Linked DNA regions of Homo sapiens: all the other regions are linked to region 2. Evidence: chromatin loops called from intact Hi-C (ENCODE). Cell type or tissue: endothelial cell of umbilical vein. All regions are shown on one strand. Each heading gives the region's core, and the rest is flanking DNA. Links, peaks and the distances in the headings are about the cores only.

What was found. Hi-C counts contacts between places; a loop is a spot of excess contacts. Peaks named below come from ENCODE experiments on the same cell type or tissue, not always from the same donor. Only the 100,000 strongest peaks of a DNase experiment are listed, where the experiment ranks them.
Region 1: it touches region 2 in a loop (2.6-fold over the local background); 6 of 110 quality-filtered maps call a loop at or near these places.
Region 3: it touches region 2 in a loop (4-fold over the local background); 6 of 110 quality-filtered maps call a loop at or near these places.

Annotation. Positions count from the first base shown.
Region 1 is chr3:99,122,809-99,133,554 of GRCh38, reverse strand. No RefSeq gene overlaps it. Among named protein-coding and RNA genes, the nearest start is that of LINC00973, 210 kb to the right of the region's middle. In endothelial cell of umbilical vein, for the core only: no CTCF peak of the experiment used is centred there; DNase peaks (open chromatin) are centred at 1,494 and 4,264; H3K27ac peaks cover 1,795 bases.
Region 2 is chr3:99,539,437-99,550,182 of GRCh38, reverse strand. The region is part of intron 1 of LOC105374007 (a long non-coding RNA gene); the gene reads left to right. LOC105374005 (a long non-coding RNA gene) reads left to right here and starts at 2,216. Exons shown (of 5, transcript XR_007095985.1): 1 at 2,216-4,665. In endothelial cell of umbilical vein, for the core only: no CTCF peak of the experiment used is centred there; DNase peaks (open chromatin) are centred at 1,242, 4,032, 5,232, 6,852 and 1 weaker place; H3K27ac peaks cover 6,240 bases.
Region 3 is chr3:99,681,686-99,692,431 of GRCh38, reverse strand. The region is part of intron 1 of COL8A1 (collagen type VIII alpha 1 chain); the gene reads right to left. Among named protein-coding and RNA genes, the nearest start is that of COL8A1, 48 kb to the right of the region's middle. RefSeq lists enhancers at 5,296-5,355, 5,406-5,495. In endothelial cell of umbilical vein, for the core only: a CTCF peak has its summit at 5,234 (motif pointing right); DNase peaks (open chromatin) are centred at 1,621 and 5,241; H3K27ac peaks cover 448 bases.

The sequences.
Region 1 (10,746 bases), core at 938-8,937, 420 kb after region 2:
GAATCTATAAATTACCTTGGGCAGTATGGCCATTTTCATGATATTGATTCTTCCTACCCATGAGCATGGAATGTTCTTCCATTTGTTTGCATCCTCTTTTATTTCATTGAGCAGTGGTTTGTAGTTCTCCTTGAAGAGGTCCTTCACATCCCTTGTAAGTTGGATTCCTAGGTATTTTATTCTCTTTGAAGCAATTGTGAATGGGAGTTCACTCATGATTTGGCTCTCTGTTTGTCTGTTGTTGGTGTATAAGAATGCTTGTGATTTTTTACATTGATTTTGTATCCTGAGACTTTGCTGAAGTTGTTTATCAGCTTAAGGAGATTTTGGGTTGAGACAATGGGGTTTTCTAGATATACAATCATGTCATCTGCAAACAGGGACAATTTGACTTTCTCTTTTCCTAATTGAATACCCTTTATTTCCTTCTCCTGCCTCATTGCCCTGGCCAGAACTTCCAACAGTATGTTGAATAGGAGTGGTGAGAGAGGGCATCCCTGTCTTGTGCCAGTTTTCAAGGGGAATGCTTCCAGTTTTCCAGTTTTTGCCCATTCAGTATGATATTGGCTGTGGGTTTGTCATAGATAGCTCTTATTATTTTGAGATACTTCCCATCAATACCTAATTTATTGAGAATTTGCAGCACACCAGCATGGCACATGTATACATATGTAACTAACCTGCACATTGTGCACATGTACCCTAAAACTTAAAGTATAATAATAATAAAATAAAAAAAAAGTTGTAGATCACTATTCTAACATATCAAGCAAGAAAATATTATGCTTGGGAAAGTTTCTTGAAGTGGAATGAGGTATTATGCAAAATGAAGATGAATGAGATTTGGTTATCAAAATGCTAACCATCAACACCTACCTGCCAATCAAAATGTATTGGTAACTTATTTTAAATTTCAGATAAAAAATTATATATATTCTAATGAATCCAAAATAAGTATAAAAAGATAAATAGTATATCCAGAGAAATTAATTATGTAAAAGAATTTTCTGTCTCAGATTATACATCAAAGATATGGTCATGTCTGTTTTACTTACTTCGTATAATATTATGTCACATATGTAAATTGATAGCTCTATTAAAACTGTAAAAAATATTTTAAAAAATCATTTTATACTGAAACATTCTAAAACAAAGCTTTTCAATTTACAGATGAAAAAACTGAGTATCACAGGTGTTAGTGACAAAGCAGGGCTAAAACATTAGTGTCAACTCTGTGTCCAATATTTTTCTCAACCCATAATTTAGTAATGACTTTTCCAGTTGTGTTTAGTGTATTTAAAATCACATTCATGTGGCTAGTTAAAAGAAACAGCTTTTAATTATGGAGGAAATTACTGAAAGTATGTATTGCACATAAACTTTGTGCCCAACACTCAGCTAGAAATTATGGCAAGATGTGTAGTGTAGTGTTTAAGTGTGGCAATTTTAATGAAGAGAGCTGGGAGTGCTTTTGCAAAAGATGACTAAGTAGAAAACAATGTGTGATATCTCACATTTTCAAATAGTGTTGTCATTAAAAGTAAAGGGTCTGAACTCAAGCTGATTGAGTTCCAATATAGGTTCTACTAATTCCCAGCTATGAAACTTTGGTCAAGTTATTTTACCTCCCTTAGCCTCAGTTTTCTCATGTTGTAAAACAAAGTTTTCACCTTCCTCCAAAGGTTGTTATGAGGATAAAATGGCATAAAGTAGTCAAAGCCCTTGTGGGCCAGAGCCTAACAGGAAGTAAGTGGTTAATAAATATATTATCATCATTATTATTATCATTCAAATGGTGTTAAAGTCCAGCAGTTCTTCCTGAAATGTGAAAAACTCCGGAGATGTTTTCTCCTTGGCTATTAGTTTATGGTCACAAATAATGTGTTTAGATTTTTCTGTATCTGTTCATAAAGTTAGGCAAAAACATATCATGGGATTATTATGTGATTAAAATAAGATAGTCTATGTACAGTGCCTAGCAAAGTACCTTGTGCTTGATAAATCTTAGGCCCCACCCTTTCTCCCTCACAAAGAATAGGTTCTAGATATTTCTGTGAACAGGCAAAGATAGGAATATTTTCCCCAAATAAAGTGCTTAAAACAGGTACGGTGGACATTAGAGACAAGTCAAAGAGAAAAATTATAGTAACTTTTGACAAGTTGGATACTGGAGATGAAGGGAGAGAAGACTTAAGAAGGCTAAGGTTTTCTGAGACCAGAATAAAAGAACAAGTCACAGAAATGAGGAGCTGGCTAAAATGGTTAGTTACCTTGTTGAAGACGAAAGTGAAGAGGATGGTTTGAAGTGAAATATAGAGAGATAATTTTTAAAATTTAACATCTCGTAATTCTGTAAGCATGTCAGATAGAGCTACCAGCTAAGAAGTTAAATAGACTCCAAAATTCTGTCATGATTAGCAAGAGAGATCAGAGATGTTCCCTAAATCGACAAAGTCTGTGACAGAAGTTTAATTATAAATTACGTATCTGTTCTGAAGGGCAGGTAATACAAAAGAATTAAGGGTAGCAGACCCACCAAGAGCAAAAGGACCCAGAAAGAGACAGCAGAATAACAGCAAACTCATTGGTTCTGCATAATTTAGCCAAGAGTCTTCCATAGAAATGTGTTATTAAAGCAACTGAGCTCTGAAACTTTGATCAACTGAGCTCTGAAACCAATTTCATTAATGGGATTCTCCCCACACTAAGAATATTGGAAGCCATATACAATAGGTTGAATTGCATTCCCCTAAAATGTGACCCTATTTGGAAGTAGAATTGTTGTAGATATTAATTAGTTAAGGTAAAATGCAGTCATACTGGACTAGGGTAGCCCCTCATCCAGTATGACTGGTTTCCTTATAAAAAGGGGAAAGTAGGACACAGATAAGCAAATGTGGAAGACACCATGTGAAGATGACATCAGAAACTGAAGTGACACTTCTACAAATCAAGGAACGACAGATTGTTAACAAACCACCAAATGCTAGGAAAGAGGCATGAAACAGATTCTCTGTCACAGCCCTCAGAAGGAACTGACCCTGCTGACACCTTGGTCTCAAACTTCTATCCTCTAGAACATTGAGACAACACAGTTCTGTTGTCTAAGCCACCCAATTTGGTTATTGCAGCACCAGCAAACTAATACACATTACATTTCTCTGGCAATATCCCACTGTTGACTATCATTGCTACACGTTACAGAGAACTTTATGTCTTTTCTTAAAAAGAAGAATTCTTTGATGCAACAAGAAGAATTCAAAGAATACTTAAGAATAGATTTTGGGGGGTTTAAGGGAGGCCTATTAAAGCTGAGAAGCAAGTGATGCTGATATGGATCTGCATCGCCACCAAATCTCACATCAAATTGTAATCTCTAATGTTGAAGGTGGGGTCTAGTGGGTGGCTGGACCATGGGGACAGTTTCTCCTGAATGGTTTAACATCATCCCCCTTGGTGCTGTCATCAAAATAGTGAGTTCTCATGAGATCTGGTTGTTTAAGGTGTGTGGCACCTTACCCCTCTCTCTTTCTCCTGCTCTATTATGTGAAGTGCTGGCTTCCCTTTTGCCTTCTGCCATTATGGTAAGTTTCCTGAGGCCTCTCTGGAAGCTGAGCAGAAGCCACTATGCCTCCTATACAGCCTGCAGAATTGTGAGCCAATTAAACCTCCTTTATTTATAAATTACCCAGTCTCAGGTATTTCTTTATTTCAGTGTGAGAACAGACTCATACAGATACACAAATGAATTGCCTATGTCCAGTGAATATGACGTAAAAGAATAGGAGGAATACAAAGATGTCAGGCTTATTAATTTCACACAAGTAAAAGAACATTGTCAGCTTGTTGTATGTCACAATAAAAACTAATGCATATAGTTAAATTTGCAGAGTACACACGTAGAGAATCGGAGTTGACTATTTTGTTTTATTGTAGAGTCCAAATATTTTACGTATTCTAAAGAGCCCATAAAAATAACAGAACAGTAAATGACTTTAGACAGCATCTCATCTTGTAAACGTGGAACTGAGAGCAAGGAAGAGTAAGTGGCAGTCACAGCACTAGCCAAAGTCAGAGGCCTTGTGTCATACAGACTGAGAAGAGGTTGAAGCCCTTGGATTGAGTCAGAATCTCTGTCCCTAGACCTTGCTCGGTGTCCTTAGGTTGCTTGTTCAAAGCATGGTCCCTGAAGCCAATCATGCCAAGAATGTTTATGAAGCTAGCTATTCCCACAGAAACTCTGATTTGGCCTCATAAGCTACTGAGTCATTATGACTCAAGAATTTAGCTAGTTTGTGCCATTCTTTTTGGTTCCTGACCTAATTATGGAAATGCCGAGCTTGAGCTGTGAGAGCTTCTTGTGCTAATAAAAATAGATTCACAGACATGGTGAATTCACAGACATTGGGAAGGAGCAAAATCTGGGAAGTCATCTCATTATTCATTGTATTTGCCCCCTTCCCACTTTCCTCTTATCATCCCCTGAAGATCAAAAAGTGCAGATTGAAAATATCTTAGAAAGAGTCAGACTCCTTTGATTTACAAAAAGGAGACTGAGACTCACAGTAATTGTGCCTTGCCTATGGTTACACAATGAGTTTATAGAAAAACTGGGCTAGACCAAGTTTCCCAGATTCCAAGTTCAGCTTTCTTGAAATAACACTACTCTGCCATCCCAGGGGAGACTTTTTTCCATATATACTGTGTGTGCATATGTGTGTGTGTGTGTGTGCGCGTGTGTATTCAACATTAAGTGAAACAAGCATTCCTGCCTTGCTATTGATTGAATTGATATTGTTAACTCTTACATGTGAAGTATAGATGATAAACAATGGACAAGTCATGCTACAAGTTTGTCCAACCCCTGACCCCTTTATGCATTTTATTATTATAGCCCTAGTATACAGAGGAAATTGATTCTTTTCCAATCACTTTCATTCAAGGATATTATATTTCTGTATAAAAGCTTTGGTGGACTGATAGTTTCCATGAAAACATACAAATGAATATAATAGATAGACCTGTGCCAAACACACATTTATGGCGTGTTCTCAAAGTACTCTAAAAGTAAAGTAATTCTTTTGGGACTAGCCAAAGCATATTTTTAAATACTCTGTGCCAAGATCTCTGCAATTCAGCTACTAACTGACAATAGTTGGCAGTCTTGAGTTCATTCAATCCATGTGTACAAGAGCCTCACTTTCAATATAATGGCTGGCTCAATCCTATGGTTGTAGTACTAGCGAGAATTACTCTGAAGTTAATAGGTCATAGTCTTCTTAGCATGGAGTGAAATACAAACAATCAACAGAGTTTACTGAACTCTTAAATGGCTAATTTGGGCCGGGCACACTGGCTCATGCTTGTAATCCCAGTACTTTGGGAGGCCAAGGCAGGTAGATCACTTGAGGCCAGGAGTCTGAGACCAGCCTGGCCAATATGGTAGAACCCCATCTCTACTAAAAATACAAAAATGAGCCATGTGTGGTGGTGCGTACCTGTAATGCCAGCTACTCAGGAGGTTGAGGCAGGAGAATCACTTGAACCTGGGAGTTGGAGGTTGCAGTCAGCTGAGATCACACCACTGCATTCCAGCCTGGGTGACAGAGAAAGATTCTGTCTCAGATAATAATAATAAATAAATAATAAAATTAAATGGCTTCAAATTTATTTTTCAGATGACTTGTCTAAATTACTCAACGTGTAGATCATAAACTTTGAGTCATAAGGCGCAGTCCTATAGTTTTATTAACTCCTTTTATTCTAATTGTTGTTCTGTCACAAGTCTGCACTTCAATTAGCTTGTAAAGGATTAATTGATAACCTCACAAAGTGCAGACATCAAAAGAAAAAAAGAAAACCAAATTCTGCATGGCAGTTTAGGCCATAACATAATCAAGCTAAAAGTCCTACTATTTATAAAATCTGATCCTAGTTTAAATGAAACCAATACATTCTCATTAATAATAAGTTTTTTTCTTAGCATCTTCTTTTTTCCAATATGCCTATCAAGAAAAACATTAATTTCAGTTGGTACATGGGATTTGCTGTTCATGGTCAGACCTATTTCTGTTCTTCATTTTTAGATTTCTCCATCTACTTTCAGATGCCTGAAAATTTTAGAGAAACAAAACTTTTCATTTTATAAGCAGAGACTAAGAAGGAAAAATACACATGAACATGCTAGGCAATTCCATAAGTGTTAAATGTATGAACGGTACCTCTAAAGGAAATAATTTCCACACAAATAGTTGCAACTTATTTGCTAAAACCATTCCATTTTACTGAATTTGAATTCAAATGGAACTATCTGAATATTCCTCACTAAAAATCTGAGTACACATATTGTCTTGTCACTATGTTTTTAGGGATACTTTTCAGGGATGGTGATTGGAAGCTTAACGCTTGACATAGAGTACAAAGGTGTGAAACCCTCCATTCACACAGGGAAGGATCCTGCTATCGCAGGAACAGAACATGTGGAAATCTGGTTCCAAATTCCACCTGACAACCAGCATAACAGCAATAGAGCTACAGTTTCCAGAAAGAATCATTTCTATTTCCAATATTAACAATTTTTGAGCTGAATTCTTCTCTACCACATTTAAATAAGACAGTTCCTCAATAAAGGGGCAGCAGTTAACCTAGAAGAAAGAATATATTTGAAAAATATTCTGGCCTTTAAAATGTCTAATAAAAAATATTTCTTTCCCTCTAAAACATCAAATAACAATACTCAAAATTATTCATGGTATTTCTGTATGTCTGATTTCACTACACACATTTTTTTTAACTAATTGTGTCTTGCCTAAAATTCTAGAAGCCAGACCCTGTCTAGAATGGACAATTCCAATCTCAGCAGGATTCTCTTTCCTGAGAGGGAAAAAATATTCCTTGTCATTCTTGTCTCAGATTGGAGGAAAGTGGCCAGGAATTTTCATAGGTAGACTTCTTTGGTCAAGTTGCTAAATTTCTGGAATCAAAATAGGCCTTCACTGGGATGGGTTGTGAAAGTGATGTTTGTTCAGTTCTTACATTTGGGGGTAAGTAGATGCCCTGAGTAGAAAATGTGAATGTCTGTCCAAGAGATGTGGGAGTGCCTGTTACCACTTCCTTTCCACAGCATTTCTCTCACTGGCTTGCTGCATCTGGAATTTCTCGGCTTCTTTATGAAAATGTTGATGTTTATTCAGACTTTCTGAAACTTCACAATGATAGTCAGATGTCTGTGGCCACCTAGGTCACTGAATGGGAGGCTGGCAGCTCTGGAGACCACTGAGGCTGGCACCTGCAACACATCTCCAGAGATGTAAAAGCAGACTGGTCAAAGTCAAGTCCAGAGAGATGATGTGTGAATGTTTAGTCTGAGGCATTTTTTATCCGAGTCTCTTTTTTTTGACAACTTAAACTCACCCTTCTAAGTTCGTTGGTCTGACTTAGTTCTTACAAAATGAAGTATAAACTATTTTTCTTTCTTGGCCTGGCAAAAAAAGTAAGACTCTTTTCCGATATGAATATGAAGGGAAGTTGTGAGAAACTTAGGACAGCTGAAATTAGTGAAGTGATTGTACCTTTTAGGAAGACAAACAATTCATTCAAAATGCACTGCAAGTTATAGAACTGCAATTAAATATGCATCACATTTACACATTTTATTCTAATATCCCAGGGCACTCCAATCCCAACCTTCTCACCATGATTCCTGAACAAAGGGGACAACTGTGTGGTAAAGGATAAATGGAGAAAGAAACACTTACAATTGGTCTGAGGATTGCTATGGTTTATCCCACTGTACCTGGATGAGTTTCTCATTAAACTGCAGTTTATTTTGTTGCAGAATTAGGTAAGGTGAAAATGAAGCTGAAAATCAATCAAGTATTTTTTTCACACCTGTGCTTCTACAACTACAGTAGAGTTGAAGAATATAGAGATGTAGGCATTTCAACATAATGATTCAGGATGACCCTCTGTGAGCACAGGAACAGCCACACAGACTAGTTCATCTTTTCAAAGCAAGGGGAAAGGACAGTCTCTGAAAGGGAAAGTCTACCATGGAATTCATTTTGCAATTCAGGGAGTATTTGGGGAACCAAAGATGTAAAAAGACATTTTGACTTATTCAACCTTTTGGTATTCCATTAAAGTTAAAACATACAATCTGTTTGCTGAAAGATATTTCTAACTTATTGAATATCAGCCCATCAAGGAAGAATATGGCAGGAAACGTCTTACAGTTGCTTACAATGGGCAGCAGCCAAGACTAAACATTCATTATTATGGGGTAAACCTTTGTATATCTAAGCACACAATTTTTCAGATAGAATGCATATATAGACTTAGCATCTGGAAAATTTCTAATAATCTCCAATCTGGGTTCATTTTTTAATGGTAGACTAACCACAGCTATGGAAATGCTTGGACTGCACTTCCACAAGGATATTTTGGGCCAAGTAAGGTTGGCGGTATAGGGACTTCATTTCAGAACTTGGCAGTGCTTCTCCTAACTAGCAGGTGTTGGAACTAATAACAGAATCAAGTGGGTAATAATCAGCAGAACATTTATAAATGAAGGCAACAGAGCTCCACTGTTCTCACTGGTGTGCCTGATAAAATGCAAAGTCCCTGGATACATTCATTTCTGCCCATGTTTTATTTGCTTGGAAAAATGTTTGATATGTGAAGACATGTTTACAAGATTTTATCTGTTCTCAAAATATCAATATAATTTACTCAATTACTCTGAGAAAAAAAGAAAATCTCAACTTATCTGTACTACGCTTCGCCAGAGAAACAGAATCAATAGAATGTACACACACACACACACACACACACACACACACACACAGAGAGAAAGAGAGAGAGAGAGAGAGACAAGCATGCATAAAGACAGAGACTGTGGTAAGTCTGAAATCTGCACAGCAGAATGGCAGCCTGGAAATTTTGGCAGGAGTTGATGTCATACTCTTGATTCTTACGACAGTCTTGAAGGAGAATTCCTTCCTCTTTGTGAGACCTCAGTCTATTCTCTTGAGACCTTTAACTGATTGAATGAGGCCCACCCACAGTGCAAAAGGTAATATACTTTTCTCTAAGTCTATTTGTTGATTTAACTGTTAGTAACGTATAAAATATATCTTCACAGCAACATCTAAGCTAATGTTTGACCAAACAAGTGGGCAACATGGTCTAGCCAAGTCGACACATAAAATTAGCTGACTGTGAGCAAAACACCCTATCCCAAAATATGGCACCTTGGAGGTCACTTTCTGTGTGACTTCTCCTACCTTGCTGTGTAAGAGCTGTTCATAAAAATTCTCTGACCTTCCTCCCCTAAAAGTAGGTCATAAGAATTTCATGTGACAGATGTCCTGCCCTACACCCGTGGGGGAAGAAATGTCATACCGTTAAACAGAAAATAATCTTAACAAATAGAACTTGCTGAACCTCCCCTTCCCCTAGTTTATTACTGTTAGATCATCCTCTTTTTTTGTCCATTCATATTTCTCCACAATTATCCACTTCTTTCATCAGATTTAGCCTAAAATTACAGTTTTTCCCGGGTCTTCGGGTCTTCATTTCTGAAGCCTCCTATATCACATTTACTTTGGTCAAATAAACATGGTACCTTTTTCTCTTGTCAATCTGTCTTTTATTACAGGTGTGTGTGATGGTTAATACTGTGTGTCAACTTGATTGGATTGAAGGTTACACAGTACTGATACTGGGTGTGTCTGTGGGGGTGTTGCCAAAAGAGATTAACATTTGACTCAGTGGGCTGGGAAAGGCCGATCCACCCTTAATCTGGATGGGCACAATCTAATCAGTTGCCAGCTTGGCTAGAATATAAACAGGAAGAAAAATGTGAAAACAGAGACTGGCCTAGCCTCCAAGCCCACATCTTTATCCCGTGCTGGATCCTTCCTGCCCTCGAACATCGGAATCCATGTTCTTCAGTTTTGGAAATAGAACTGACTCTCCTTGTTCCTCAGCCTGCAGATGGCTTATTGTGGGACCTCGTGATCATGTGAGTCAATACTTAATTTTATATATATATATATGTCCCATTAGTTCTGTCTCTCTAGAGAACCCTGACTAATACAGGGTGTCAGGCATGAATTTTTCAACTGGTGAGAAAAAGATGTCACTTACTTTCCCTACATAACCACCACAGCATCTTATGCATAATTCACATTTTTATCACTTAAATATGCTCAAATGGGTTTGTGGAAAACTATAAACCTACAAAACTATAAAGTATGAACTATAAGTTTATCATAAATTATTTCAATCTCATGCTTCTAGTTTTCATTTGCCCCTTTATCTGAATTTTGCCCATGAAAAATGTTATTTGGAAATTATTATACTTAAGCCTGTAGATCCGCCAATGTATGGCAAAGCTACTTGAAATCTAAATCAACATTGTATATAAATTTTGTAATATAGTAAGGAAATAAAGAATTAAAATTTTTCACTGAAATGATGTGCAGTGTGGAAATAATATTGATACTCAGCACAAATTCAATTATAGATTTTTAGGTTAAACTTGACTATCTCTCTCTGAAAAGTCAGACTTTGATGGATGAGAAGTTTATGGAGAAAGTAATAACTTCTGGAGGAAGAGGTAACATCCCTGAGTGAGCAGAATCTGCCAATTTAACCATGAAAATCAATAATAAGCAAATACTGCAACCAGAAGACAACCTGGTAGTTTATTTAAATATAATCTCTTGTTATGACATAACCCCC
Region 2 (10,746 bases), core at 1,130-9,129:
CAAGCCAGGAAGCTGGAACACCGGATCAGGAACAGACACTTCTCCGCAAGTTTAGAGTTTGGTATTTCTCAAGTCCTGGCCTGAGGGATGTTTACTCTCAGGTTATACAAAGTCCCAGCTTGGGTTCTGGAAAAATTGAACTGACAACTTTGCCTGAAAGAAGTTTCTTGCTAACTCCTAGGTACATCTTGATTTTATTAGACCATGGCTATTATTGTGAGGTTTATTCAGAGCAATGAAGATGTCACTCACCGTGTCAAATTCATAGGTATGGTGGCCTTTATTACCTGGCAACATGCATTTTGTTATACATCAAATCCATGTAGGGCCATATTATCTGGATCTCAGATGTTACTGAGAAATGTTGTAAGGTAAATAGATTTTTTGGGGAATATCTTGGACTTAGCACACTTTACTTAATAGAAATATATTTATTGTCTTCACTTTTAAGTTACTCTGCCACTTTGCCATTCAACCTCTATTGGCTCTTTATTAACTTCAATTAGATTTTTCCTTCTCTTTTCCTTTAGAGATAAAATTAAATAAAAATAAAAACTTCTAAAGCAAACTCTATTCCTTTATAAATACTGTCTAAACGTGCCAGTGGTGTGTCCAATTTTAGACACAAGAGCTTAAAGTTGAATGCAAATTTTGATTTTCTTTATAAATGAGATGATGAAAATCTATTGTGAAAAGGTTATGAGAAAAAAGCTTATCTTGTAATTGCAGCCAAGATCCAAGCCATTATTTAAGACGTGAAGCATTTGGCAACAAAGAGATTGTTGTCATTAAAAAGGAAGCCCAACGCATTATTCTTGGGCTGAGAAAAAATAATTTAGCTGTCATTGTTATTTAAGGAGTAACACCGGAAGATGGGAGACATTAAAATAAGCAGCTTTACCTCAAGAAGTGTAATATCTTCTTTTCCCTCTAAGATGCAGAGGTAGTTAATAAACATTTGATGATTGATTTAAACATATTAGAGAGAGATTCACTTGTTAGTATTTATCATCTAGCTAAATTGTATTTTTTTAATGTATACAACTGAGATGAAGCCAATAGAACTTTACCACAGTGGTTGTAAAGAGATAAGAAATTATTATTTCTCATTATACCATCAGCAGACTGAGGTCTGTAACTTGATACTTATGCAAAAGATTACTAAATTGGTAGCTATTCTTATAAAATATTCACTTTAGGAAAGAAGGTGAGAATGAGGCCACTGACGTCATCTTGGCTTGGTTTACTTAAGCCTGGGCAAAGAGGGAAAAGGGCACTGGAGATTTGCATAGGTAAGTATTTAGAAGGCACTATTGTTTTTAAAGGCTACAGAAATGTTCAATGTGCTTATCTTCAACTCCTCCCAAATAGTTCCTCCAAATGCCCCATCCCTCAGGGGTTATTGTGAATCACAGTCCAAAATAGTTTGGCTGTCTCTTTTTTCATTTGCTTCTAATGTGGTGTTCTCTCTCTTCTTGGTATGAGAGGAAAACAATGGACATCTCTCAAAGATGTTTTCAAATGGGTTTCTTAATCTAACATACTATCTCATAAATATACCTTTTCTTTGTCTATCATCATTGCCTTAACCTTGCATTGCACTTCTTTTTCCATTTTTGGGGGTGAGGAAAGAGATGGCACATTAAGCTTAGGCCATTAAGGAGAGATTAATGCAGGACTATTTTTGAGGGTGTGAGCAGCCTTAGTGGAAACCACCCAGGGAAGGTAGAGTACATTAATCTCATAGGTCTCTCATTCTCTTATCTCCTACTGGTGCTTCCCATTGACCACACCCAATTGAAAGCTCAAGGGGCTCCTTGATGCAGGTCAACCTTTGGAGCACAGAGCAGGGTGGAAAAGATTGATGTGTGTATAGAGGTGGACAAATAGAGGTTATTCAGTGCATGGATTACTTCTGGAAAGCTATCAGTTTCTTCCTTTCCTAGCACTCAATGGGCAGCTTTCTTATTCTGTCAGTTGGTGTCTTCAGCAATCCAAAACAAAAGCATAATTTTTAAAGTGAATTGGGAATTCACATTCAAAGGGAAGGGAAAATAATCCAGGATTCTACTGTATTTTTGCTTCCCATACATAGTCTTAACCAACTTAAGCAAAACATAGGAAAGTGAATCTGCTCAAATATGTAATCTTCCCTTGTAGTCCCAAGTGCAGTATAAATGAATATGGAATGATATGTTGTAAATTATTCCAGCCACGTGCAAGTAATTGAGAGCTCATCATAGTAAAATTTTTAGTTTTTCTTACTATAATTCTATTTAATTTAGAGTATTCCTCCCTTTTCTCTATTTTTATTCCTTCTCCAATCAGTTTTTTCAATCTGTACTTTCTTGTCTTATGCGCTTTTAAATACATACCCTACTTTTTTTCCCTGATGCTGATGAAACCATTATTGCAATTAGCTAAGATACCATCAGTAGTGTGTTGCTTTCACCCTCCTTCCAGAATAGGCAGTTATAAACTAGGTTCTTCAGAGTGAGAATTCTTGACCAAGGAAAATGTTTTAAAGATTGACTTTTTATATATTAACCTCTTCTCTTTCAAAACCTCTACCTTGTAGTAGGTTATGGAAAACTCCTTCATCTCATGGGGGATGTAAATTTTGCTTAAGTTTGTGAATGTCTCCTAGTCCTCATGCCATTTCTCCATCAGACTAATGGCATTCCTTCAGGTATCATCTAAATGCCATTTTTTTTTTCAGGGAAGGTGCCTGTAAGTCCCAAGACAAGGATAAATCTTCTGTTGTGAAACTACACTATAATTCATCTCTTATATCTGTCTTGGTCTGATTGTAAGCTTCAGAAGAGCAGAAACAACCAGTGTTCTGTCTACTTCCACATCTCCTGACACCAATCATGTAGTAGACACTGATTAAAGACTTACTGAGTGGAAATTGAATCTGACCTAGTTAAAGACCAACCAAGCTGCAACCAGGCTGGTTTGGAAGCTCAAGAGCTTTATCAGTCATGGTAGGCTACACCACACTGTCAGGCTTTTTAACAGAGACATTTTTTTTTGTTTTTTTTAACAAAAAGACATGGTTTGGTCAGTAGCAGGATTAAATGTAGAATTTTGCATTTAGCTGCAAATACAGTGGAATTGCAAGTTTATTGCAATTTACAAAATTCCAAAAGATATGGCAAATATTTTTGCCTATTGCATTTTTGTAAGTATTTATTTTGGGAAGAGGCTGAAAATTTAACCTTCTTTTCATGGTCTCTTTCTTGTCTTATTTATGTCTAAAAGAAACTGATATGAAATGAACTGGAAACTTTAGGATTCTCTTTGTTCTTTTTAAACTCTTATTAAAACAATATGGAGAGAACACTGAAATTGGTCTCATAAGCTCCAGATTCCAGTTCCCAATCAACCATGTTTTCTCTTCTATAAAACACAGACAATAATAATGCCAATTGCATAGAATTGTTGTGAAGATTAACTGAGATGATTCATATAAGACATTGAGTGCAGGGCCTAGCAAATAGTAAGTGCTCATTAAATGATGATGATGGTGATGATAATGGTGATGGATGCTAAATTACTTAATATATCTGAATACTTCCTGTTTAATCTACATCACAGTATTGGGAAGTCATGTAAAAATGAGAAAAAAATATATGAAAGCACTCTGGAAACTACTTAATTCTAATGTACAACATTAATAATAGTAACAATGGGAGTGGTAAGTAATGGTAAGCATAAATGTTTCACGTGGATCTAACTCCTAAGTCATGCAAGGAGCACTCAGTTCTGTTCAGAACATACTGTGTTCTCTTTCTCTTTCTGTTTCCTTGCTTGGGAAATCAAGAGTTATGACTGGGAATGTAGTTTAAATGAGCCAGCAAAACACTCATCAAACGGTTTATTTTCCTAATCTTGGTGTATCAATTTCAAAACCTGAAAAGTTCATTTCATATTTCACAGGCTCTTTTATATATAGTGTCATAAATGCCAAGAAAGTTGTTGACTTAACTTTACATTTGTGAAAAGTAACCCTTAGTTGGCAAACAAATACTCCTGAACTGAAGGAGATAAGCTTCCTGTATACTTGCAAGTCGCTGCTTTTTGTTTTGTTTCATTTTCAAAAAACAAAAGACTTTTGGTTGCTTAAATTCTTATCACAAATAGCACAAATTTCCAGATTCTCAGCTGTGTTGAGGTCTCTAGCAGAAGTTCATTGCATTTTCTGCCAGCATTCTCCTTTAGAGGTGCTTTTACAACCAATCTTTAAGCTTGCTAAGGTTCAAATCACAGCTAACTCTTCCTGTTCAAAGCCACTGAAGAAAGACATATTTCAGAGAATCTAAACGTGGGAAAATTCTGTGCATAATCTCAGAACTTCAACTTTCTATCCCATCAAATTTGACTTAATAAAACTTCTCTTTCTCTCCTCTTTGTTTAGCAATATTAATGAAAAATGAATACAGGGTAAGAAACAGAAGGAAAAGAGGCAAAAATAGAGTATGGAGTACTTAAAATTTGTAACTAGCCTTTGAAGCATTTTTATTCATGTTATTCGGCAGATGCCTTCTGAAAAGTTTTCTGTTCAACAGAGTCATAAAATGTTAGCCCTAGAAGGTGCCTTGAAGACCACGATGAGTTAACTTTCTTCCTTTGCCAAGGAAGAAGCGATTACTTCAGCAACTGGTGGGTATCTCTTATATACGAGTGTTATGCTCACTGTGCTTTTCTGCATCTCTCTTGTTAGGTCTTGGTTATCACATAAACACTTGCCAGCAATCAGTATAATCAGTGTTGGCAAAACACAAATGTTAATGCCTTTTAATCAGCTAGGCTTTTAGAAAACTTGGGCTGAAAGCCCGGAATAATCCTACTTAGCTCTACAGATGAATGGTGCAGCAAGTTTTAAGAATTTTCATTCTTAATTAATGATGGTGACAGAAATGGCAGTTGTGTTCACAGTGATAGAAAAAAACCACATAGTCATGTGTTGTGTGGGCATGTGGGTGTGTGTGTCCTGACCTCACCACATGTTTCACATTCCCAACTTTCTTCTTACATTTCCTTCTAGCTTCTGTATTATTTAGCAATAAGCCTGGGGCAAGACACTGCCTCTGCTACCAAATGTTAGTGGAGCAAATACACCATTAATATTTCTTTGGCACGTGGGGAGGCGGGACATCTATGCAGTTTGTCCTTCCCAGATATCCTCATGTAGACCAAGTTGACCAATTTCTTTTCATAACTCAGGCCCTTTTGGCCGTGGGCCTATCTCTGTTCCTTCCATTTCCTTTCACTGCTTCCTGATAAGAAGTATAAGATTTGATGCCCTGAGTCAGAGGGTGAGGATATTTCTACTGCTAGCACATGCAGGTCAAAATCTGCTAGCACTTCTGCGGTTCCACACCCATGGATTCAACCAAATGCAGATTGAAAATATTCGGAAAAATAATTGCATCTGTACTGAATAGTACAGACTTTTTTTCTTGTCATTATCCCCTAAGTAGTACAGTATAATAGCTACTTACATAGCATTTATGTGTATTAGATATTATAACTACTCTAGAGGTGACTTAAAGATTATGAGAGAATGTACATAGGCTATATGCGAATACTATCTCATTTTATATCAGGGACTTGAGCATCCTCGAATTTTGGTATCTGTGGGGGCTACTGAAACCAATCCCCCACTGATAACAAGAGAGGACTGAAACCTTGGAACCTAGTAGTTGACACCTTAGAACCTAGGCATTTAATAACAACAAAAAAAGCCATTTATTCACTTAAGCTTGTGATTTTGGAACAAATTTTTGATGAGTAATCAGGATGAATAATAAAATTTACTTGATTATAAGAAAAGAGCTGCATTTCAAGAACTATGTTCACCTAAACATATTCTCCATAATTAGAACACTTTGGATTTAAAATCTTACCCTGAAGTACGTGCCAGTGATTGCCCTAAAAACCTTTCTATGGACAGTTACATATCCTTGATGAAATGAGCACTATAGGGACACCACTGTCTAGTTTCACCCTAATACTTCTGCTGAGGCTTTTCCTCCACACCTCCACAGCCTCTCTGCCTGTCAAGAACTCTACTCTTTGGGAGGGGCTTAAAGTACCCTAAGCTGTAGAACACAATGAGGGGTCTATGTAGTGTCTCTGATGGAGAGCAGCATACTCCAGGCATGAGTGAGCATCTTTTTGCTGGCACTTCCACCGTGGCTTGCCAGCAGCTGTTGATGCATGGTGTTTTCTGAGAGAGATGAGCAGCTAATGTGATCCTTTAGCATAAGCAGATGAGGAACTCAAGCAAGGGACCTTGAGGTGGGAGAGGATGTGGGGATGGGCTGCAAAAAGTGGTTTTGCTTTGACTTCCAAGAGGATCCCTGTGCTGGACAGACAGACTGTTTTCTAATACATCAGCTTCTTCTAGTCATAGATCCCTCCCCCACATCAGGGTTCTCCTCTACCCAAAGTTGTTTAATTGGTATTCTTTGAGAAACACTTTTATTGTCTGAGATTATGACCTTTCCCCATTTTTAAACTTAAAATGCTTGTTGTTCACAAAATGAGGGTGATGATAGATGGTATTTCTTATTTTTGATGGGCCAACTTGGCAAAATTGACACTTGGCAGTTTTCTGACAATTCTCTACATTTTACAAAAAATTTACTGGTTGTTGAATTCCCAAAGTTGCGAAACTAGGGTGTTCAGGTCTTCGGAACAAGGGTAGCCAGGAAAGCTTGGAGGGGAAAAGGAAGATCTTGCAGACACTATAAATAAGGCAGACAAGGACATTGAGTGCCAGAGGAAGGGAGGAGCAAACAGGTACTAGACAGGAAATGGGTTAAGTCAGAGGAAGTGAGATTAAGCAGCAAGGAATGGGCCTTGCAAAATCGATAGAAAGGAATGTGAAAAAGAAGTGACCTCAGGGGCAGGGTTGCAGCACAGGTGCTGGTGCATGTGGTAGTCTTGGAACTGGAATAAATGCCAGGTAAGTCAGACCTTGAAACCCCACTGCTACTTTGTCACAATGAAGGAGTAGAGGTTGCTAGAGGCTTCTGATTCAGTAGAAAGGGAACTCAGATGTGATATCTTCCTTCAACTTAGAACACACATAGTGGGGCTAGCCATGGGGTTTTCTGTGTTAGCAGAGGGAGGGAAATGTGATAACAGTGTCACAGGCTGCCAGGACAAGGGGAGACAGGCACCTCTCCAAAATCTCCAGAACATAACAGGAAATAGCAAGATCAGCATCTTCACCCAAAACAGATATTGTTAATGTTTTTAACACTTACATCCAAATATAATGGATGATAAAACAGATAATACATTGCTGTTTCAATTCATATTTTCCTGATTAGTAGAGATTCGACAGCTTTTCTGACTTTCAGAGTCATTTGTACTTCTTTTCAAATTGCCTATTTGAAATTGACCATTTAGTTTTCTGGCTATTAGAATGTATTAAGGGATAGAATATGGTGTGGTTTTGTTTTTGCTTTTTTAGAGACAGTGTTTCACTCTGTTGCCTAGGCTGGAGTGTAGTGGCAAGATCATAACACGTTGCAGCCTTGAACTCCTGAGTTTTTTAAATTTTTACCTACCTATTTACATATGAGATTAAGATCTTGACCTTGGACTCAGAGAGCCTGGGTTCAACTCTTGGCTTTGCTACTTATGTGTGATCTACTTCTTAGAGCTTCAAGTACATAATCATTAATGAGGAAATTCTATGTAAAGGGCTTAGCACAAGATTTGGCACCGTACATGAATGGTTGTGATTGTATTTAATAAAAAAAAATTCAGATCACTAATAATAAAGACCAACTCCACTCATCCACTCTAGTCAGTTAATTCTGCTTCAACCTGAAACTTAGGCTGGGGTTCACACTGGGGTTTCTATTCTGAGTTGTGCTGTTAACTGCTATTCCTGAGATACAGGATAAACACTATAGATATAGATATGGATGAGATATTATTGCACCTCATCTGCTCACTTTATTATGTATTAGTTACCTCTTATAAATAGTTTAGAAACTAATGATTAATGATATTCATATATAATCATATCTAAGATCTATATCTGGTATAACTATTCTTGTTTTATATTTTATTATACTGGAACAGCTCGTGTCCTTGGTCTCTTGCCTCGGCGCCTGGGTGGCTTGCTGCCCACAACAATCGTTATTGAGTTGTAAGTTATGATAGCAATAACTGAAGTGAATGATGCTTTGAGTATATGAAAAAGGGAATAAAGTTCCAGTTTTCCGCTAGAATATTTTGGAGAATTATTTGTCATTATTATCAATAACTATAATATGAAACTGTTAATATAATTTAAAATATCCTTATACCAAAGGTATAACTAAGGTCATTTCATGAAAATTGATAATTTCTCTTAAGAATTCTATTAAGAATATATGTGACTAAATAATTTTGAGAGAAAATATGGAATGTTTCTTCTTTTTCCTCTTATTACTGAATTATGTGTAAAGCTATAAAATGTTACATAAAGGACTTATAAATGTCACCCCAGTCTCTCTTACCAATAATTTTTATTTTATGAAACTGGAATTTCTATTAAAATGAAATAGGTAGAATTAGGAATTTACAGTAATAATCTTGATAGCTCTGTGCTTCAGAGACTATTTCCCATTGATCTCTACAAATTACATGGAACTTTTGAGAGGAAGCAGATGTTATGTCCTCTTGGTGGATATCAAATGCATGTGGTCATGAAGGGGCTTGTTGAGTGAAAGCATGCAAGAAACCAGACTGGCATCACAATCTAAGTCTGTCAGTTCCCAAAAGTGGACCCCTGGGGCTCAAACAAAGCCAAGGGTTGAGGCAATTAGGCTGATGATTACTTCAACTGCCCTGCTTCTTGCATCTCTAAATGGTGCTTCTATCAATTCTAGGAAAATGAACAATTATGAAACAGTGTTTGGATTTACTTCTAACTCAGGTGGCTTTCCTCATTATAATCCTATAGGCTGTGGCGAATGGCATAATGTCTATTCATCTCCAGGTTTTGCAGAATGAAAGAGATAAAGTAAATGGGACATAATTCTTTATTTTAGAAGGAATTTGTTTTCTAAATGAGAATGTAAATGGGATGATACGTATGAACATGGACATGACAGTATCAGGTCATCACTGAGAACAACCAAGCATCTGCTGGTAGCCTGTGTGATAAAACTTCAGCTGAATGGACAGAAATATCATCAGAAACAAAGTTTGTGTTGGTGGACTGACACCATCAGGATTGACCTTTCTGGTTTGGTGACTGATGGGATTACAGGATTAGGTGCACCAAAGAAGTCATCTCAAGTCTTTACAGGTTACTTGTTACACCAGAGTTTTGTCTTTCTGACTCTCATATGTGCTGCTCTATCATGGAATTTTCATGCTCCATTAAAAATTAGATGTGATTTTTTTTGAAAGAGGATGAAGGCAAGGGATTGAGAGAGAATTCTTTTCAGACAATGGCAAATATAGTGAATTTTACTACTCAGAAAAAAATAACTCTTAGATAAGTTTCTTAGAGATCTCTATTATATAATAGCACAAAATATACATGGCCATGATGTGTTTGATGCAGGCTGTCATGAGTGAATGACACAATTGAAAATAAACTAAACTCCCACATGCCCAACAAAGTCCAGGCAATGGTGTTGATAACCACAATACACAGACTCAAGGGCATTTGGTGCCAGGTTCCAAGGGAGCTGCATTGTATCTTCAAGTTAAAGCCAGTCACAGAACTATCACCAGAGGCTGAGTATGCCATGCTACTGAGCAAGATCTCCTAAGAGTGGCACAAGGCAGCATTGCAGCTGGACTGCATGGAACAATGAAACACATCTGGACTACAAATGGAACACCTGGGTCCTAGTCTCAGCTTTGTCCTTCAGTAGTTGTGATTTCATGGATAAATCATTGTACTTTTTACTATCCCCATTTATTTGTTTGTGAAACCAGAAGATAGGAATAGATTATTGTATTAGTCAGGGTTCTCTAGAGGGACAGAACTAATAGGATGGGAGTTTATTAAGTTACACGAACACATGATCTCACAATAGGCTGTCTGCAAGGTGAGGAGCAAGGAGAGCCAGTCCAAGTAACAAAACGGAAGAACTTGGAATCCAATGTTCAAGGGCAGGAAGCATCCAGCATGGGAGAAAGATGTAGGCTGGGAGGCTATGCCAATCTAGTCTTTTCATGTTTTTCCTGCCTGCTTTTTATTCTGGCCACAATGGTGGGTGACTAGATGGTGCCCACCCAGATCGAGGGTCCATCTAACTTTCCCAGTCCACTGACTCAAATGCTAATCTCCTTTGGCAGCACCCTCACAGAGACACCCAGAATCTATACTTTGCGTCCTTCAATCCAATCAAGTTGACACTCAGTATTAACCACAATTATTTTCAAGGTTTTTTTTTAGCTCTAAAATGTTAATGATTTGCCAGTATAACTGGCAATCAATTGTCACCCTCTTTCTTTTGTTTGTTTTTCATTTTTAAAGTGAAGGGTTTAAATGTATAATGTTTTCTCTTGGTTTATCCATATGTACTTTTATTTCAGTGAATGGAGAAACACAATTGACATTTAAATTAAGGACTATTGCAAATACGATATCTGTCTTTCTTGAGGCTATAGTTCTGTAGGAATAAATAATATTCTTTGATAGCTGGGATATGACCAAAATTCCACAGAAATAGGACAAAACAATGCTTACCCTAGTTGCCAGAAAGTTGGCTTTCA
Region 3 (10,746 bases), core at 1,329-9,328, 140 kb before region 2:
AGACTTGTTACCAGGGAATATACAAATGTCCATTAAACTCAATATTAGTTTAGATATGGCCATAATATTATTTTCTCAGCCTACTATCCATTTTTCTGTGGTTGTTTGAGACATACTTGGTTTTTTGAGCTACAGAAGGTTTCAGTTGTTTTAGACAAGGTAAATGCAGGTTGCTGAGGAGTTATTGATTAAAACTGGGCTTGTGAGCATCTTGTACCATGGATGTATGTAGTTTCTGCCAGTTTTCATAATTGAATTACACTTGGTGGTGGTGGTGGTTGTGGTTGGTGTGTGTGAGTAGGGGTTGGTGGTGAGAGACAGAGGAAAGAGGAGAGTAAACATCTGGCCCAAGTATTGAGGCTTTGCTACCACCTGGAAGAGGAATGAGGTACCCTGTAACTCAACTCTTCTCTAAGTATCTCCAGGAATAACGTGATTTCATTAAAAAGTAGTCATTTTTAGGCTTAAAAAAGGGCTTTTCTGCAAGAAGAAAGCATTGGTATTCATTTGTTGTAACATTAACACTTGGCAATTTGATCCTATCCCTTTGGTACCATTCTCTTGAAACGTTATAATAAAGCACACTGGAAAACTAATAACAAAATCTGGGTTCTGTTCCTAATTAGCTGTTTGGTTTCAGGAAATCAACTTTACCTCTCTGGGCCTCAGTTACCTTACCTGTTGAAAGAGAGGGCTTGGATTACTAGAGGCTTTTTTTTTTTTTTTTTTAAAAAAAAAAAAAGCTCACTGCTAATTCTTCCCTTAGAATGAAGCCCCATGAGGGTGGCTGGGTGGCAGTGAGGTAGGTAGAGAGTGGTCTGAGGGGCCAGGAAGAGAGTTAGCAAACCTGTGTACTGGCCCACCTGGGGGTCTTATAAAAAGGCAGATTCTGGGGTGAGGCCTGAGTTTCTACATTTCTTCCAAGAAGATCCCAGGTGATGCTGATGCTGCTGGTCCATGGACCACACTTTGAGTAGCAAGACGCTAGATGACTTCTTCCCCAACTTTCTCATTCCATAGGTGAAACTGGATCCTAGAAAAGCAAAGTGATTTACCCAAGCTCACACAACAGTTGGGTAGTACACCCTATATAAGAATTCATGGTATCATGACTATCAGTTTGATGACAATATCACTTGCTACATCTCTCATATGGCTTCTGCTGCTAAAAGCCATTTGAGGATGACATTTTGTGGTTCACCTGTCTTAGAAGGCGTTCTGGGCTCAGTATTTTGGCCACATTATCTCATTCACTTTCACAATTTCACCTCAAACATAGGCAACACAGTCATCCCTTGGTATACCCAGGGGATTGGTTCTAGAAATTCGTGCATGCTCAAGCCCGCCATCAGCCCTGCAGAACTTGCATACAGGAAAAGTCAGCCTTTTGGTATCCTGTGAATACTGAATTTTCAAGCTGTGCTTGGTTGAAAAAAATTCATGTGTAAGCAGACCCTTGCAATTCAAATCCACATTGTTCAGGGGTCAACTGTGGTTGTTAGGAAAATTAGATTTGTTGCATTAACTAATTTCATGGCTTTAATCTCCATCTAGAATTCCCCTTGCAGGTTTGTGCATTGTGCACAGAGAGGAAGTCAGAGTCCTCCAGGGAAAATATCCTGTTTGCTAATTCCGTGAATTTTAACAGCTGTCCATTCATGCTCCTCAGGTGATATCAGCTACAACAAAGATTGTTTTTAGATGACTAGGGCCCACATTCTGTGGAACATTATGAGTTAAGATAAAATGAAAGTTAATTACTTCTCAAAGCAAAGGGGTAGCCAATACAAACCATGCTACCACCAGTAAAATAACTGCCACATTGTCTTTCATGTTCATCATCCACATCCAATAATATTTTTTGAGTCCCTGGGGGTGCAAGGCAGTGATTAACAAAGTTAATCAAGAAAAGAGAGCCTGTACCTCTAGGGACTTTAAAAACTAAGGTAGAATGCATTTTAAAATATCCATTACCCTAGAATTTGTTCCCACCTTCATCTGAGGAAAATAAAATTTTTTCTAATCTAGATAGATCAGGATTTCCCAAAATACATTCCTTAGGACATTAGTCTCATGAAATGCTCTTAGAGAAAAAAATGTTTTTTATCACATAAATTTAGGACTGACTGATTAATATATATTTTCCTTTAAGTTTCACAAAGCACAGAAGAATATTAAAGTATCAGAAGTTTTATAATGTCATTTTAACTTTGTTTAATAACATTTCCTAATCCTATTTGACCACAGATCTTACCCCATTCTCCACCCACTCTTCCTCATGTAATGCCTATTAAGATCCTGTAGAACTAACAAACAGTGGCATACACTTTGGGAAATGCTAATTTCTCAGTTTGCTTTGTCTATAGTTATCGGGCTGATGTCTTATGTGGAATGTGTCAGTACAAATTGTTTGGAAATGCTGTTTTTTAAGGGCATGCATTTTAACTGTCATATTTTAAAGAAAAATAAAAAGGAAGATTTTTAGGTAAAGTGTGTAAACAGTAGCCCGAGTTTGTCTTTCTGGGTGTGACCGCTTTCAGCATTTCTCCATGAGCAGTTTGGTTCACTGTCCTTTGCTGTTCTCTCGTCTGTGAGGAAGTTGAATAGATGGGAAGACATTTTTAGAGTTCAAAGTTAAAAATTCAGGCTTTGCTGATGTTGGTTGCATCCAGGTCTGTGTTTTTCAAAGTATCATATGTGCATCTAATATTGAGAAACTTTTAAATGGCACATGGATGAATGTTAAATAATTTATAGCCATATATTTAATTTAATGTGTTGTAGAAGAATTACATATTGCTAAAGTAGTATCTATGTTTAAAAAAGTAAGTCAATTTAAAGATAAATTCCAAATAAATAATGGCAAAAATTATGAAAAGAAGTGTACAAATGACTAAAGCTTGGGAATTAATGCCTAGGGGATTAACCAAGAAATGGGTTCCAGGGCCTGGTCTGTATCTTTTTAGAGATGCTATCACCTCTGTGCCTGAGAACAATCACAGTATAATGGAAATAATGCTGGGTTAAGATTGAGGAGATTATGGTCTGTGGAAACAAAGACAGTATGACTTGATTCCTGCCACTAAGGGCTCACAGCTTTTGGAGATGTTGCATACTAAGTTTCTACTCTTAGTCTGATATCCAAGTAATTAAATGCCTCATATGTAACCCTACACTCGAACAGGCCATGTAGATGAGTTAGTGTCAGTGAATAAAACTCAACTCTGACTTCCTTGGACAAATAAAATTAGTAGTAAATTTAGCCAAAAATGCTGAGATAAATGACTTACACTTGCCCTTTTAAATTAGTCATTAATTAATATCGCTGGATCTTTTGCTTTCTAAGAGTTATTGCCTTAAAGGGGCCATTACAATAATTTGGCTGCTTTCTGTGTAGAATAGTGGTTCTCTACTGAGGGTGATTTTTGTCCATCTATGGGACATTTGGCTATGTGTGGAGACACTTTTGATTGTCACAGCTGGGGAGGGGAGAATGTCTATGGGCATCTAGTAAAAGTCCAGGGATGTTTCTAAAACTCTCACAATGCACAGGTCAGCCTCCTACAGCAAAGAAATATCTGGTCCAAATTTCAATAGTGCTGAGGGTGAGAAATCCTGAGTTGGACTGACTTAGGCAGGAAGAATTGAACATGATGATGACGGAGCTCAATCACACGGGCTCACTGGGCATATTTGAACAAAATTTTTAATGCTGCCAATGCATTATTTTCCTTCAGAGATGAAGTAATAATAATACAGTAAACTAGCCGTGGTATGCTGAATAATGAACCTCCCAAAATGTTCATGTCTCAATCCCCAGAATCTATGAATATATTGTTTTCCATGGCAAAGGGGACTTTGCAGGTGTATTAAGTTAAGGATCTTGAGATCCTGAGATGGGGTGACTATCCTGGATTGCTTGGGTGGGCCCAATCTGATCACCAGGGTTCTTATAGAGGGAGGGTAAAAGTCAGAAAGGAAGATGTGCTGCCGAAAGCAGAGGTTGGAACGATGCGCTCTGAAGTTGGAAGAAGAGTCCACAAGATAAGAAATGCAGGCAGCTTCAGAAGCTGGAAAGACAAGGAAACATTTGCCCCAGGAGCCACCAGAAGGAATGCAGCCCTATTGACACCTTGGTTTTAGCTCTGTAAAACTTTTGTGGATTTCTGATCTCCAGAATGGTAAGATACTAAATTTGTGTTGTTCGATGACACTAAATTTGTGGTGGTTTGTTACAACAGTAAGCAAGAAATACATTATCATTTGGCATAATTTGAGAGCAGATATGTGTTTCCACATATAACATAAATAGATTTCATATTTTCACTGTATTAAAACACAAAACACAGCTAAACCTATAGCTATTTGGAACATTTTATTCCAATGTTTGGGAGGCATTTTGGGATTTTGCATGAATATTGATGATCATACGGGTGAAGTGCTGGTGGATGTAACAGCTGGTTGATAGAATCCTAAATAAGCCAACTCTCTTGTGCTGCTTTCTTTTACGGGCACTTTATGGGGATAATAATCCATCAAGTATGTTGGAAGATGCAGAGTACAAGGAACTATTGTGACAGTAGCTGAACAACTATTTGCAAAATTGCCAAAATGATAAACATTTATTATGCTCTTGCTTAAATGGTTTCATTAATTTTTACAACTATGTTAAGCTGGTTGTTATTATAATGTTATTAGTATAATACATTTCTCACCAAATCCTCAGTGAAATGCTGCTTTTCAGTTTGAACCCTGAATAAAGATGGTGTCAGTTTTCCCTGGTCTGTATCAGCTACGTGTGCAAGCAATTGGATGATATTAAGAGCACAGCAGAGTCTTCTACTGCCAGCACCTAGTGTATATATTCCTAGGTGCTCTGGTGTGCACATCCGCAGCTTCCTGCCCAGGCATAGCTCCCCACTCTCAACCTCATCGCATGGAGTGCAATTCTCTCATCTACTCCTCTCCATTTGTGACATGTGAAAGTTTTACACACACACACACGTGAACAGATAAGGATAAGTAACATTTGCATGATGCCTAACAGCACACAAAGTGCATTTTGCCTCCATTATCATACAATCCTTAGCACAAACACTGTTATTATCAATATTTTGCAGATTAGGAAATATGGGCTAAAAGAGTTTCAGTGACTTGTCTAATGTCAAAAAGGCAATAAGTAGTTGAGGAAAGACTTGAATTTTAATTCTTTGACCTGGAAACCATTGGTTGGTCTGCCGCTAGGTGGCTCCACATTGCCTTTGGATTTTCAGAGATGGACAGTTACAGGCCGGATGCCGTGGCTCCTGCCTGTAATCCCAGCACTTTGGGAGACTAAGGCAGGAGGATCGCTTGAGTGCAGGAGTTCAAGACCAGCCTGGGCAACATAGCGAAACTCCCTACTCTATAAAAAACAAAAAAATTGGCTGGGTGTAATGGCTCATGCCTGTAATCCCAGCACTTTGGGAGGGAGGCAGGGGTTGCAGTGAGCCAAGATCGTGTCATTGCTCTGCAGCCTGGGCAGCAAGAGTGAGACTCTGTCTCAAAAACAAACAAACAGAACCCCCCCCAAAAACAAACAAACAAAAATTAGCCAGGCATGGTGGCATGTGCCTGTAGTCCCACCTACTTGGGAGGCTGAGATGGGAGGATCACCTAAGGCTAGGGAGGCTGAGGCCACAGTGAGCTGTGATCACGCCACTGGGTGACAGAGTGAGGCCCTGTCTTAAAAAAGAAAAAAAGTAATAAGAGATGAGCAGTTATAGAGCTCAGCTAAAGTCATTGTGATGATCACACTGAGCACTTATAGCAGGAGTGCCCACTGTGTGGTCCAGTCCACTTGCTCCTAATGTTCTCTTGCTCTGAAGACTGTATTCCTTTGCCTCTGGGCCTTGAGAGACCTCCTACTGAATCTTCACTGTTCTTCTTAGGATAGGATAAGGAAGGCATTTCTTTGACTTCTGGTTTTCATAAGACCCTCTCCCCAGGGTCTTTCCTCCTTTGTGAATTCAATCTTTCTCTAAATTTACTCTCTCTGAAATCTATTAAATAAAGCAACTTGGAGTGTAATAAATGATTAGCTACTTTATTGTTCTCTTTTCTTTGTTTTCATACATTGTTAACAAGGTTTATACTAAATTGAATGAAATGTATCATTAGTATTACATAGTGTATTGTAGTAAATTATATTAAAAGATGTCTGCAGGTCTTTGGTAAAAAATGTAACTAATGGTAAAAAATGGTTCTATTATTATTTTGAGGATGCGACATGTTGTTTAAATTTACTGTGCATTGTCTGGGAAATTTTAGGACTTATTTAGGGCTATGTGATTAGTTCTGATGAAGTGAGTTGATGCTTGGTTACAATTGATTACAATGATTTTGGTTTTGTGTGGATTTTTCAAAACTAGCTACCTCTAGGAGATTTTGTCCTACTACTTGATGAGGGAGATAATATTAAGATTTATTAGAGCCAAAAGTATTTTATGTAATATTGAAAACAACAAAGATAAAAATAAAACCTCTCATATGGTTAAAAATGTTGCCAACTCCCTTGCTATGTGCCTCACATGGGTAAAGTAGTCTGACTATTATATTCATATTTATTTAATCACAGAGAACTGCCATGGTAAATAAACTAGCACTCTTATTAAGAACTTACTCTATTTATTACCATATTGTAGACTTAAATAAATAAAATCAACATGATTTGGCCATAGGCTTTTAGTATCCAGAGGAAAGTTCTGTATGTATGGATTGAAAACAAAATCATTTACACTATGTGGAAAGGTATCAGAAGAAGAATTCTAAATGGAAAACCAACATAGGAGAATTAATAAAAAGACTCTACAATTCCATAACATGAGACAGAGAGAAAAGGTAGAAAAAATACCTATTGCGAAAGGGCATAGTATAGACTGTGCAGGGACGGGTGAGTCTCACTTCTTAACTTCACGTTGACACGTTTATGTTTGGCAAATTTCTAAGATCATGCAGAAACTAAAAAAGACATAAGATTAGCAAGGATAGAAATAATATATTAACTTTACTATCCAGTATAATGTGACTAATAATATTATTTCATGATTCTACATAGAAAATTAAAAGTAGAAGCCTGAAATGTATGGCATTTGGAAGATATTAAGATTTGGGGCATACCAAAAGCATGTAAATTCTTATTCCTTCTCATTGCTTTTGATGATGGTAAGACAGTGTTAAGAAGTATTCCTTTCCATTAGCTTCCAATGCTGTATTTTGCATCATCTGCATTTGTTTTCTTAGAGTCTGAGCTTTCATTTTAGTTGGTTGATGTCATTTTTTTCTGAGTTTTTATTATATTAAGAATAAATTTATTCCTCAGAATGAGGTACTAAAATGGTATATTAACATTTTTAAAGACGGTAAAATCTGCAAACTACTCAGAAAGATTTACTTTATGAATAGCATAGTTCAGTTTTAAGTATCACTGGAGGAAGTGGGTAGAAAAGCAATGCCTTTCATTCTCCCCTCCCAACTGCAATTACGCCAGCAAATAGGATGATAATTCAGTCATGCTAATCCAGTCCAAAAATATTTCCATTTCTTTTAAGAGTGAGACCTTGAGATCCACTTGAATTCTTGTACCGCCTCTTCTTCCCAGTGCCTTTTTAAATTTTGGCAACTTTTTGCAATTAGGTAATGGAAGCACAATTCCCGTTCAGAAAATTACTCTACAAGGAGCCAAATTCAGACATTATAAAGTAAACATACAACTCTACCTTAAGAAATGATTCCATCATTAAAATAAATACTGACAATTCACAAATAGCAATGGGAAACGGGTTATTGAGATCTGACTACTGTCCATTTCAGCAGGAAAAAGATGAACAACTGGGTTGAATTGAGTGATAAACTCTTAATAAAGATTAACAATTGCTCATTCAATATGCCTTATGTATACTGTTCTATCTTTTTACAGCTTTCAGGACCAAATGCCAATAAATGATGCCAGTACCCCAACCCTCCTGCTTTAGGAAGGCAGGCAGAGAGATACATTTGAGTCTGAATCCTGACTCTAACTTGGTAGCTAGACAGATAGCCTTAGGAAATTTGTCCAATTTTACACATTTAAAATAGAAATAATGACCCTTGCCTTACAAGATTGTTTTTAGGGATATAGAGAATATATATAAAATGTCCAGTACAGTACTAGGCACCCAGGAGGAGCTCATTACACAGTGACTAAATTTGAGAAGAGAGCCCTTCTTGTAAATTCATGCTCTAAATTTGATTCGGTGGCATGGTGGCCTTCCATCACCTGCTACATGACAGGCCTAAACAAGTCCAGAACATCATGGGATTTCAGACCCGAGAGCACTGAGCACTGAAGTAGTGTCCAAGAATCAGAACCTGGACCTGCTTGACCGCTCTGAACAGTGTACATAGTCAATTCACTAAAACTGAACAAAACAAACAAACAAACTAAAACTTCATCTCAGTTTTTGGCCCCAAAACCTAATTTCATGAAATGTTGGTTTTTTTTTAGCTTATTGTTTTGGTCTTATAGAGACAAAGTCCAGTCACAGCACTTCTGTTGGGCTGAAAGCATGCACTTAGGTAAAAACAGAATGTTTGCAATATGACAATATTGGGTTAAATATTTGGGCTTTTCTTTCAATGTGAGCTTGTTTGTGGCACAGTCAGGGTAACTGGAAAGAATCATTTGATTGAGAGGATTCCTGAGGGTTCATTTAGAATTACTGAGTCACTGAAGCTCAGGCTGGAAGAAATCTTGTGGTCCTATCCACCTGCTTCCCAGAAGGACAACCCACTCCTTTGAAAAAAAAAACCCTAAAATTTATCGTGTCCCTCAAGAGCTGCCAAAAAGAGAGTTCTGAAGTTTTAAACAATCATGAGGGATGCTTACACATTGTGCCTAATTATAGGTCTTTCTACATCTAAATGAAACAAAAACTTATTTCCATTTTCAATGAAAAGTCTTATTTTCAATGAAATACGTCTTAGTTTGTGAAATAAGTTCCAGTTTATATATTATCTCCTGTGATTTTCTTTTCCTTCTTTTCCAGCTGAGAACTTTCATTTATTTATTTTTTATTCAATCATTCTTTAACAGATATTTTATTGGTAGCTATTATGTGCCAAGCCCTGGCTGGGTAAAATTTTGGTAAATATGGAAAGGAGCAAAGGACAGACTTTGACTTGTAGAATATAGAGTCTTATGGGGGAGAAAGGCATGTAAAAATAATTAAAATATGATAAGTACTATAATAAAACTATGAAAAAATTCTATGAGAATTCTACAACTCCAAACCACTTAAGACACTTCTTTTTAAAAAATTTCACATACATGTTATTTAATTCTGAACATACAAAGGAGAAAGCAAACAATGACCCTACTGGTGATTTTTCTCTCTGGACTTTCAAAAAGTTCATACAGAAGATAATGATTCTCTATTCTATTTTTTCTACACTTCGTGGCATATTTCACACTTAATGTCAGCGAGTTCTTTCCTCTGCAACCCAAATCCCTTATTCAGAAGGTAAAGTGGGGAGGGAGCTCGTGCTCCACTGAGTGCTAAACACAACAATGCTGTGTGGTTGTTATTATTTTTCTGATTTTTCAGATTTTATTTACCATTGAATTTCTGATGTGAGAGTGTACATGCTCAACAGATACTGTTCAATAGGTAAGAGAGGAAATTGAGCATTGGAGAGCTTAACGGAGATGCCTGAGGTCACAAAGCTGGTGAGAGCTTATATGTTCTATGATCTTTCTACAACTCTAAACCACTTAAGGCACTTCTTTTTTTTTTTTTTAATTTCACATTCCTTTTACTTAATTCTGAACATAAAAGTCAGACCAGAAGTACCCCAACCTTATAAGGATTTAAAATATTTATAATACAGAATCATGATGTAACATGTTTCATGTCCTTGTTAGTGAGCAGGTGATTATAATACTGTGACAAAAGCATGCTTAAGACACTTCTAATTATTATCATTATTATTATTATTGAGACAGGGCCTTGCTCTGTCATCCAGGCTGGAGTGCAGTGGCACAATCTTGGCTCACTGCAGCCTTGACCACCCAGGGCTCAAGCCATTCTGCCATCTCAGACTCCCGAGTAGCTGGGATTACAGGCGTGCACCGCCAGGCCCAGCTAATTCTTTTTGTTTTTTAGTAGAGACAAGGTTTCACCATGTTGCCCAAGCTGGTCTTGAACTCCTGCCCTCAAGTCATCCTCCCGCCTTGGCCTCCGAAAGTGCTGGGATTACAGGCATGACCCACCGAACCCGGCCGGCACTTCTAGTTATTTCACAGTTGGTAGAGATGGAGAACTTCGGATTTGTATAAAAGGCCTTCCTAGATTTGAAAGTTAAATTCAATAGTTTCCCTTTCTTATTCCAAAGAAAACTGCAGCTAATTATGTGAGACTCAGGGCAGCAGAGCCTCATGGTGAAGAGAGCTGGCTCTGGAGTCCAACACCCTGGTTGCATATCACACTCTGCTGCTTGCTAGCCATATGGTGACTCTTAGTCTTCTCATCTCCAAAATGAGAATAGTGGTAACACTTTTTTTACAGGGCTGTTGTGAATGAAAGATGATAACCAATGTAATATACTTAGCACAAGCCTCAGTATAGAAGCCCTTCATACACATGAGCTAATATTAGCCTCATATCTGTCTTAGTCTTAAAGTGGTGAAAATCTCCCTTAGTGACTTGTTTCGGGTACCCAACCAGAAAA